2 separate regions of the Homo sapiens genome follow, and region 2 is linked to region 1. A link is a loop called in an ENCODE intact Hi-C map of the cell type or tissue named here. Cell type or tissue: heart left ventricle. All regions are shown on one strand.

The links. Hi-C counts contacts between places; a loop is a spot of excess contacts. Peaks named below come from ENCODE experiments on the same cell type or tissue, not always from the same donor. Only the 100,000 strongest peaks of a DNase experiment are listed, where the experiment ranks them.
Region 2: it touches region 1 in a loop (2.6-fold over the local background); 6 of 110 quality-filtered maps call a loop at or near these places.

The regions. Positions count from the first base shown.
Region 1 is chr5:135,424,106-135,429,105 of GRCh38, forward strand. No RefSeq gene overlaps it. Among named protein-coding and RNA genes, the nearest start is that of DCANP1, 21 kb to the right of the region's middle. RefSeq lists an enhancer at 2,053-2,102. In heart left ventricle, a CTCF peak has its summit at 2,179 (motif pointing left); no DNase peak of the experiment used is centred here.
Region 2 is chr5:135,318,233-135,323,232 of GRCh38, forward strand. All of the region lies in intron 3 of PITX1-AS1 (PITX1 antisense RNA 1), which reads left to right. Among named protein-coding and RNA genes, the nearest start is that of LINC02900, 73 kb to the left of the region's middle. In heart left ventricle, a CTCF peak has its summit at 2,223; no DNase peak of the experiment used is centred here.

The DNA of each region.
Region 1 (5,000 bases):
ACTCATTTGTTCATTCCCATCATATATGTGCAGCAGGTTCAGAATTGTTAACCTATATCCCTGTGAGGAACAGCTTCACTAGTAAAGTTTCTTATTTCTGCGCAGTTCCTTTTGTCATTAATCTTGCAGTTTCCAATCAAAACACCATTTTCCAAACATTTTGATATTTCTTTGTCATAAATATTTTGCATTAATTTTGATTTTTAAAATATTGCAATTATAGATTATTTATGACAAGTATTAAGTTTTTTTTGAGCCCCCTTGCATTTTGCACCCAGAGGGAGTCCCTCACTGGACTTTATCTTAGTCTTGCCTTTCCAGGGGCAGATCTCCATAATCCAATCAGAGATTGAAATGATTTAATATTGGAAGCTAGATTTGGCTAGAGTTGGTCTAGTTCTGGTCCACTCGTTGTATCAAATACCTCTTACATTCTTTCTCAGATCCTATGAGTTTCGCCTGTCTTTAGGGCTATTGGTTACCTGTTCAGCCCTGGCCAACACAAGGGTTACTGACTCTGAAAAAGGCATTCAAGTCAGCATTATTCTAACACATGAGTCTGCTGTGAAGTGTCTCTGGCTTCCCCTACAGCTTTTACACCCAGATGTAAAGGGTGTGGGATATGTCTGTCTTGGCACTGCTAAAGGGATTGGCGTATAATATGGAAATGTAGGAGTTAACCCTCTATGGAGTGAACTTTTACTCTAGGGGACAAGAGATGCAAGGCACTGGCAGGAAAATTCTCAACCTGCATACCCTTGGAAGGACTGTTCAGAGACACATAGCATTTCCCATGAAATGGAGCAGTCAGCTGTGATTGTTGTAAAGCTCAGTGATCCACTTCCTTATATATGTTCATCCTACTCTGCTTCACTCACCTTTCTTCCTCACTCCAGCTTCCCTGCAATTGTATTTCCTAGGAAGCATGCAAGCTTTTTCTTTGGGCTCTGCATTCTAGGAAACCTGGGCCAAGATTCTCTTATTCCTATGCTGTAGATATTCGAGATCCCAGCTTAAAACCTGAGCTGCTTATCATAGCCTCTCCTGATTGGCAAATCTTGAATTCTAATTTTTGTACCTGCACCCAGGTGAGAGATGGCCAAAAGTTCTTCTCAGCTTCTCAGCTGGACCTTTCTGACCAGCTTTTCAACCAAAAAGTTTGAAATGGCAAATATCCCAAGGAGAAGGACTGCTGAAAATTGGGCTTCCTTGGCTGGGCGTGGTGGCTCACGCCTATAATCCCAGCACTTTGGGAGGCCAAGACCAGGAGTTCAAGACCAGCCTGGCTAACATGGTGAAACCCCATCTCTACTAAAAATAAGAAAACTAGCAGGGCATGGTGGTGGGCACCTGTAATCTCAACTACTCAGGAGGCTGAGGCAGGAGAATCGCTTGAACCCGGGAGGTGGAAGTTGCAGTGAGCTGAGATTACGCCATTGCACTCCAGCCTGGGCAACAAGAGTGAAACTCTGTCTTAAGAGAAAAAAAAAGAAAGAAAGAAAGAAGGAAAGAAAGAAAGAAGAGAAAATTGGGCTTCCTTCTCCCCTAGATCTTGCTTCTGGAGGTCTGTCATTACTCTTCAATGCCATCACACAGATTAAATGACATATTTTTGTCCTTTTCTAGTTATTTTCAGCTAAAGGCTTGGCCTGGAAAAAAGCTAGCTCCCCATTCTAGGAAGCAGAACTCTCAACCCTTGGTTTTAACAGGAAACCACAGGGTAATGCTGGAGAAACTGCTGTTTTCTTGTAGACTCTTGCAGGCCCCAGACCCAACAGAGAACAAAATGGGGCCTGTCCCGTTGTGTGCCTGTCTTCTTCTTTCTGTTTTTTCTCAGTGTCTTCATTTTCTAACAGCTCTACGTGTTTGGATGTTTTGGTAGGTGGTAGCTTGAGCACATTTTTTCCTTGCCTTATGCAAGCAGGTCTTTCAGCTGGAGAATTTTTATACGTGTTGGAAAAATATGGGCAGAGTTAGTTGTGAGGACAATTGCAAAGGAGATGGAAGCTGGGGGGTAGGTGTGAAAGGAGCTTTCTGTGCTGTCTCCCATCCTATTGTTCGGGAACCTGTCCACAATTCTAGTGTCTGCCTCTGGCCCCTTTCTATAAATGTTGACTCCATTTCTCACTGTCATGAGGATTCAGGTATTATGTGCACCAGCTATTACATAGTATCGCCCTCTGGTGGTACAGAACTGTTAGCCCCTGTATTAAAGGGGTCCAGAACGTTGCTATTACATGCTCTTTGTCAACAAGGGAGGAGACAGAACAATAGTTTTTTAAAAAGGACTACCAAATCTCACATTTTATAAGAATGAATCTTTCTCCATTGATCTGCTGCCCTAATGACCTGGGAAAGAGGTGAATTGCCCTTGTTAAAACTGTTTCTGATTTATGAGTCAATAGGTAACAGGCAAGAGGCCACTGTAGCTTCTCAGATTTTTAAAAATACTTTGGGGCTGACTTTAGGTTGAGAAGATTATTTGCCTAATTTTAGAATGGCTCTTGTATTATTCAGAGTAGGCCAACTGCTGCCACAAATAAGTTATGCATTTCGATGCTTTGCAAAATAAAGTTTATGTCTTGCTCATGCAGTGACCCATCATAGGTCTTCCTGGTTAGGTAACTCTCCTATGTTGCTCTCCTCCATGTGATGTCATAGGGACACAAGCTCCTCCTAGCTAATGGCTCCACTCTTCTTAAGGCTTCAGAGAATTTTCTATTTACTCAGTAGATTGAAAAAGGCAATCAGGGGTTGTACAAGGGAGTGTTTATGGGCCAGACTTGGAATTTGCATCCATCACGTCTGCCCACTTTGGGCATTCTATTGGCCAGAATTCAGTCTTATGGTTGTGCCTACGTGAAGGGGAGGCTGGGAAGTGTAGTCTAGCTGGTTGCCCAGGAGGAAGATGTAGTTTGTAAACAACTATTAAGTCTCTGCCACAGGTGTCATTTGTGTGGGTGCATTTCTGCCTCGTGAAGTAAAGTAAAAGGAATGTCTCAGCTTCTGTCAGAGCCCTTGAACCTTCTTGGCCTTTTCATCTCCAAGTCTACTTAATTCTGGAGTTGACAGCAGCACTGGATACAGTTTTTCAGCCTCTTGAGATTAGAGGAAGATACCTTTCAATTAAAACATGGGAATATTTTTCTGGTCCTGGGGAAGGTGTACAGCCAACATTATTTTTAAGTAAGATTTTTTTTTTAATTGAAGCATGACATAATACAGAAAAATACAAAAAAAAAGTAAGTGTCCAGCCCAATGAACTTTCACCAGGTCAGTATAGCCAGGTAACTCTCATCCAGGTCGAGAAATGGAACATTACCACTGTCTCCAAAGCTGCCAGCAAGGAAGGGCAGGTAGAGGGGTTCTCGGTGATCAGAGGAATTCAAGGGGTGCTCAGTTGCTGGCCCATTATTTTGGGCTATAATGCCTCTTTTTAAAAATGTTAGCACCAAAGTTGAAGCGAGGATGAAGAGGCCTGGGTTATGCCCTCCCCGATCCCAGCCATGGGAATTATCTTTGGCAGGGTACCTTCTTAGAGTCTCTGCTTCTCCATCTGTGCAATGGGAAGGTTGGACTAACAAGCCATTAAGGTTTCTCAAGCTGGAGCAATGTGGTTTCAGGACTTGCCCCAAGTCTCACAGGACGAGGTGCAGTGGGGAACTGCACGATGGATCTGGAAGCAATCACTGGTAGAGAGAGATGGCCTAGCCCCAGGTGGTTCCCGGGCCTGCTGGAGCCCACTCCACTGAGTTCTCCAGACTGGAGTCAGGGGAGTCGGTGACCATGGCTCTGCCACAAACAGTTTCCACCCAACTGGTGGTCAGCCTTTTTGGACTAGTCCAGGTTTTTGTGTGCTCTGAGAGGCTGCCAGAACTTGTAAGGTCAGGGAGGTATAGACATGGCCAAGGGCTAAGAATTTCAGAATATGGACTGAAACAGACTCAGGGGCCAACTCTGGCTTTACCACAGATGGTCTGTGTCATAGTGGACAAGTCATTCTACCTCTCTGAGACGCAATCTCCTCGTATGAAATTCAATGGAGATAGTTGCCTCCTTCATAAGTTGTTGTGTGGATGAAATGCCCTAATCCATGACACCTAAATGCCAGTAAGACTAAATTGTGAGTGTTGCTCTTCCATGCTTGTCCTCCAACAATGATGCTGTAAAGCTCCCCAGGCTGCCCATGGCTGGGGCTCCAGAACCTGGAGCCTGGAATAGGGATCTAGGGGAAAACAGGTTTGCTCTGCACCTAAATCCAGACTAGACCCATTTATTTTCTCTCACCCTCTTTACCCCCTCTCCCCTCATACTGGAACAATTCATTTGTCACAATTGCCCTAGTCGAGTCATTATCTCTAAAATTCAGAATAATCCACTGGGAATTTAATCAGATCAAATAATAACCATCCAATATAATTATAATTAAAAGGAATGCTTAGAACATGTAGTACGCTTTTTCTCCTAAATTCTCTGGAAAGCAATGGGAAGATCAGGCTTCAGAGTCCTACAAACTTGGGCTCAAGTAATGGCTCCACTACCAACTGGATGATCCTGAGCAAATGACTTAATCTCTCTGGACTCAAATGAAAAATGGGGCTGCAAGGTCTTCTAATTCTCACTTCTACTCTCCTTCCTTGGGCAGCCTGGAAAGCTTTCCAGACTCCCTTGCAGCTAGGGCTCTGGCTGGAAATAAATTCCACTAGTCATGGTTCTTGTGAGAGGTCTATAAGGCAGAACTGAGGGACACCTTCTTCCTCCCTCTGAGGTTGCTGGTAAACTTGGTTGTGGTGAGTTTAGAGGCAGCCAAGGAAGATGGTCACTAGCTTCAAGGGTGGGAGAAGTAGTCGTGACAGTAGCTCTGGTGGCAGCTACAGCAGCTTCCTGATAGCTCAGCTGTGTGATGTGTCCACATATCCAACTGCTCATTGTCACCCCCCTGCACATGCTCCTCCAGCCCTAACCACAATCTTATAAACATTTGATTCCCTCTATGAAAA
Region 2 (5,000 bases), 110 kb before region 1:
ATGGTCTGGTGGCCCAGCTGCTGGATGCAGTGTGCTGAGTTAGGTTCAGAAAGACTTTCTCAGTGCAGCAGACTTGAAGCTGGGACCTCTGGATGGGATTCTGTTTCGATGGGGAAGTGCCAGGGCAGGGAGAGGAGTGTAGTGATTAAGAAAGTGGACTTGCCTGGGTGTGGTGGCTCACACCAGTAATCCCAGCACTTGGGGAGGCTGAGGTGGGCAGATCGCCTGAGGTCAGGAGTTCAAGACCAGCCTGGCCAACATGGTGAAACCCCATCTCTACTAAAAATACCAAAAAAATTAGCTGGGCATAGTGGCGGGTGCCTGTAATCCCAGCTATTCAGGAGGCTGAGACAGGAGAATCGCTTGAACCTGGGAGGCAGAGGTTGCAGTGAGCCAAGATCACAGCATTGCACTGCAGCCTGGGCAACAAGAGCGAAACTCCGTCTCAAGAAAAAAAAAAAAAAAAAAGGGGGGGGCGGGGAGGGACTTCAGAGTCACACAGACCTGGATTCAAGCCCTGGTTCTGTTGCTTGCCCATATGAACTTGGGCAGGTCCCTTAAATGCTCAAAGCCTCAGCTTCCCTACCTGTGAGAATGAGGGTCATGGTTCTTCCCTTGTTGTGGTAGGGCCTGTAGCTCAGTGCTTGACACATGATAAGGAATTAACAAATGCTACCTGTCGTTGCTGGTTTTGAAAGGCCTCCTAGAGTCCATGGTGCTGGGTTCTGTTGGCTCTGGTCTGAGCGATGGAAGGGAGCTCAGATGAAAGAACTAGTAATTCAGACTGTGAGTTACAGCCTGGCCAAGTGATGGCCCTCCAGCTTTGGGAGCAGGGGGCTTGAAGGGGGCAGGCCCCTTCCTATAACTTCTTCATATCCCTGGCAAGTGAGTCCCCTGCTCCCCACTCAGCTGGGGGTGGTCTGCCCTGGCCTGCCCATGTCCAAGTCCTCCTGGGAGGCTGTGGTGGCTGTGCTTATGTGCCTGTGCCTAAATGTGAGTTGGGTTGCAAGGGCTTTTCCTAAATGAAGGCTGTGGAGGAGGCTGATGCTGAGGACAGAAATCTAAAGAGAAGGCAGGCACTCTAGGGCCCCTGAGGGGCCCTAGAAAGCCTGCATGCCCCATGTGTGGAAAAGGGTAGATGTTCATCCTCTGGGTTGCACTGTGCCTGGGATTCTGATCATGTTGGGTCTTGTGGGCTCAGCCAGGGAGGAGTGCGGGCGATCCATCATTGATGCTCCATGTGGTTAATGAAGGCACCTGAGGCCCTAAGGAGGTCCCTGACAAGAAGGCTCAGAATGTCCACACCAACTCCATCCCATGCAAATTTTGCAGATTGATGCTTGACCTGCCAGCTGGGAATGACTACCCTAGTCTGCGCATATGAAGAACAGGTGGAGAGCAGCAGCAAGATTGTCTGTGGGAGGAACCCCCAGGGCAGGTGTGATAGGGCATCTGTCCCCTTCAGTGCCCACAGTGGGGCAGATGCAGGGACCTGGAATTGAGGGGCAGAGGGAAGCCCAATGTATGGTCTTCTCACCATGCCCGCTTTCTGGAAGGCATGGTCGGGTTTCTTGGCTACCCACGCCACGGTTCATCTGGGACAGGGCACCTCAAAATGCAAACGAAAAATGTTTCAAATATAATAGCAAATATGCAACGAGGATGCACTGTGTGCCAAAATCTCAGGATTTAAAAGTGAAACAAGTGCCACCACTCACCATCCTGAAGGCTCACTGTTCATCCCCTGCTCTATTTTGCCATCTTCCCCCTCCTTGCGTTTTCATGGTAGGCCTGTGGGAGGAGACCATGAACACCCCCACTTCCCAGCTGAGGAAACTGCATCTGGAGAGCCCAGGCCCACTGCCCACGGTGGCACAGCCAAACAGCGGCGGAAGCAGGAGTGGACTTCAGAGCCAGCACTGCTGTGTCCCCTCGCTGCCCTGGGGAGAGCCTAGAGCCTGCCCCACTGGACTGCCTGTGGCTCTGCTGCACTCATATTTCACCCCCACCAGGAATTTGCAGTGTTGAGAACTAACTTGAAAAGCAGGAGGCTGGAGCCCGTGTTTGAGCTTTGTCAGGCGGGTGCTATGAAAGATTGGAGTGAGGCATGGCCACCTGCTGTGAGAAGACACAGGTTAAGAGGTACAGGGCCTGAGCCCTAACCCCTGCAAGGGAGAAGGGCCCAGCTGGCCTTGGGACTAATCCAGCCACAGGAGAGGGGCTCTGTGCTCCCTTGGCCAGCAGGTGCCCTCGCAGTCCCAGTCATCCTGAGGGCACAGGATGCTCCTTCCAAGGGTGGACAATGCTGGGAGAAAGAATGGGGAAAGCAGAGCCTCATCTACTGGATTTCCTTCTCTCTGAGAACAGAGTGCATAGATCCCATTACCTTTCCTGATGACGACACTTCATCCATCTTTCTGGTGGTGTGAGGCGCACTTATGCCCCAAGGACCTATGAGGATGTCATCATCCTAAAGATGTCCACATCCTAATCCTCAGAATCTGTGCCTGTGATCCCTTCCATGGCAAAGGGACTTTGCAGATGTGATTAAGTGAAGGACCTTGAAGCGGGAGAGTATCCTGGACTTTCCAGCTGGGCCCAATGTCCTCCCCTTGATGGGGTGTCAGAGTCAGAGAAGGAAACATGATGACAGTGGAGTGAGAGAGGGAGACGTCTGAAGATGCTCCACGGCTGGCTTTGAAGATGGGGGCAGGGGCCATGAGCCAAAGAATGTGAGCTGCCTCCAGAAGGTGAAAGAGGTGAGGAAACAGATTCTCCTAGAGCCTCCAGGAGAGCACAGCACTGCTGACGCCTTGATTTTTAGTAGAGTGGGGCCTATCGTGGACTTCTGACCTCCAGAGTGATGAGATATTTTGTGTTGTTTTAAGCCACGAATTTTGTGGCAATTTGTCACAGCAGCAGCAGGAAACTAGTACAGTCATGAAGACCCAAGGATAGGTTAGAGGAGAAAAACAGCAGAGCCCAGTCCTTGACACGCACCAGAGCTGCCTCCCTCCAGGCCCCGCTGCCGTACCCAGGCCACTGTTCCTAAGTGCTCTTTCTGTGGAGGCCTGGTCCCCCTCTTGCTGCCAGCTGGCTGCCCAACCACCTGCAGTGCCTCAGCATCTGTCTCCTTTGGAATTACACCTGACAGCGCATGGAGCAAACAGAGGGATACAGTTCACGGGGACAATGTCCGCGTCACCGCTGTGGGAAGGTGCCCCTTCTTTCCTATGGAATCACGATTGTGAGCATTGTGAGTGATTTCTCTCCATTTGGCTGCATTTCTCAACAATTTCTGGCCCCGTGGCTGTGCTCTGGAGAGCTGGGGCTCCCAGAAGGCTGACTGCCAGCCAGAAAATGGCTTCTGAGCAACATCAGGGAACAGGAAGGAGAATTCACTCTACTTTTGTCCCTGTATAGAAAGCCAAAACAGTGGTGGGATGTGTGAGCTTTTTTCAGAAATACCTTTTGGCTTTGTTGTACTCAGAGAGCCAGCACTAAACCAACACCTTCATCCACAGCTTTAAGAAGAGAGCGTGTGATCGGCAACTGACTTTGTTGAGAGGGACTGTTAGGCTGTGGTGATGGACACGGGGGCAGGGTGGCCAGGGACAATCAACTTTGGTGTTCTGCTTTGTTAAGGGGGTTGGGAATCTTCCATGAACAGACCAGCCTTTGCTCATAGTGGGCCTCCTCCCAGAACCCATGGATCCACACATCCCCAGACCTTTGAACAACTTAAGAAAAACAAATCACCTCTTCATCCAGAGGAATTTAGCCCAGACAATTGCCATGGGATTTGGGCATTTCAAGGCTGTTATAAAAGAGGCACAGACAGAAAGCCAAACGAGACTGTGACACCTGTCTCCCGGTGCTGACAAGTGTCGGTGATGGGCTGTGGAGCAAGTCCCTCTGCACCCTGGGCCTCAGTTTCCCTACCTGCTCCGCAGTTGTTCTCCATGGATCCATCCATTTCTGACTTGTACAACTGGTTAATTCCAGGCTGGAACATAATCCCAGTCCTAGCTTTATACGTTAACACTGAGGACTTCTTGATGCATTCAGGGGTAAGGAGAAACTCTTTCATGAAGAGTCCCAAAAAATTCCACAAAAAGGCTCAGCAGACAGTCCTTAAAATTTGCAAAGAGATCTCAGTTTCACAGAGAATTCCGGACCAGGATGTGGCAGAGCGATGACAGCTCTGTGAGGAGTCACTGGGCAGCCTTGACATCTGCCTGCAATGCTTCCCTCTCCACCCCTCCCTGGGTGCACGGCCAGTCAGAGACCTTCTGGTGGCCTGGCCTCTCAGGAGCCATGTCCAGTTGATCTGCATCCGATAAAAAATTGGCCCTAGACTCCTCTAAGCATCAAAAACATTGTAGTACTACTCCTACCATCCCCACTATTGCCAACCCCAGACAACCAACACTGAACTGTGACGCTGAAATTAAAATAATCACTTTGTAGATTTGATGATTGTAAGTTTATTGACACTGAACTTTTCTCACTTATCGAGGGACCTGCATTGCTTCTCAAGCCTGGAGTGTTTTGCATGACAGCGTTTAAGGTTGTGGGCTTTAGAGTCTGAGAGGACTGGGACCCAAGCTCAGTTGCGTCTCCTTGTCCCTGTGTGACCTTCAGTAAGTCATTTAACCTTCTAAACCTCAACTCCTTCATTCTCAAGAAAGGGATAATGGCATTTCCTATTTCTTAATCACAGGTTTGTTAGAGTTCCACATGACCATTCACTGAGTACTTACTATATGCTGCGCACATATACCGTGCCATTTAATCTACGCAACAGTCTCACGGTGGTTGTGTATATGTGTGTGTGGGGTAATTATTGCTCCTATTGCATAGATAAGTTATAGATTCAGAGAAGCTATATGACATCCAAGGTCATAGTAGCAAGTGACAGAGCTGGGACTCAAAACCCAGGAACTGACTCTGATGTGTCCTTTCTGAACCACTGAGCTAATACCCACCAAGTGCCCAAT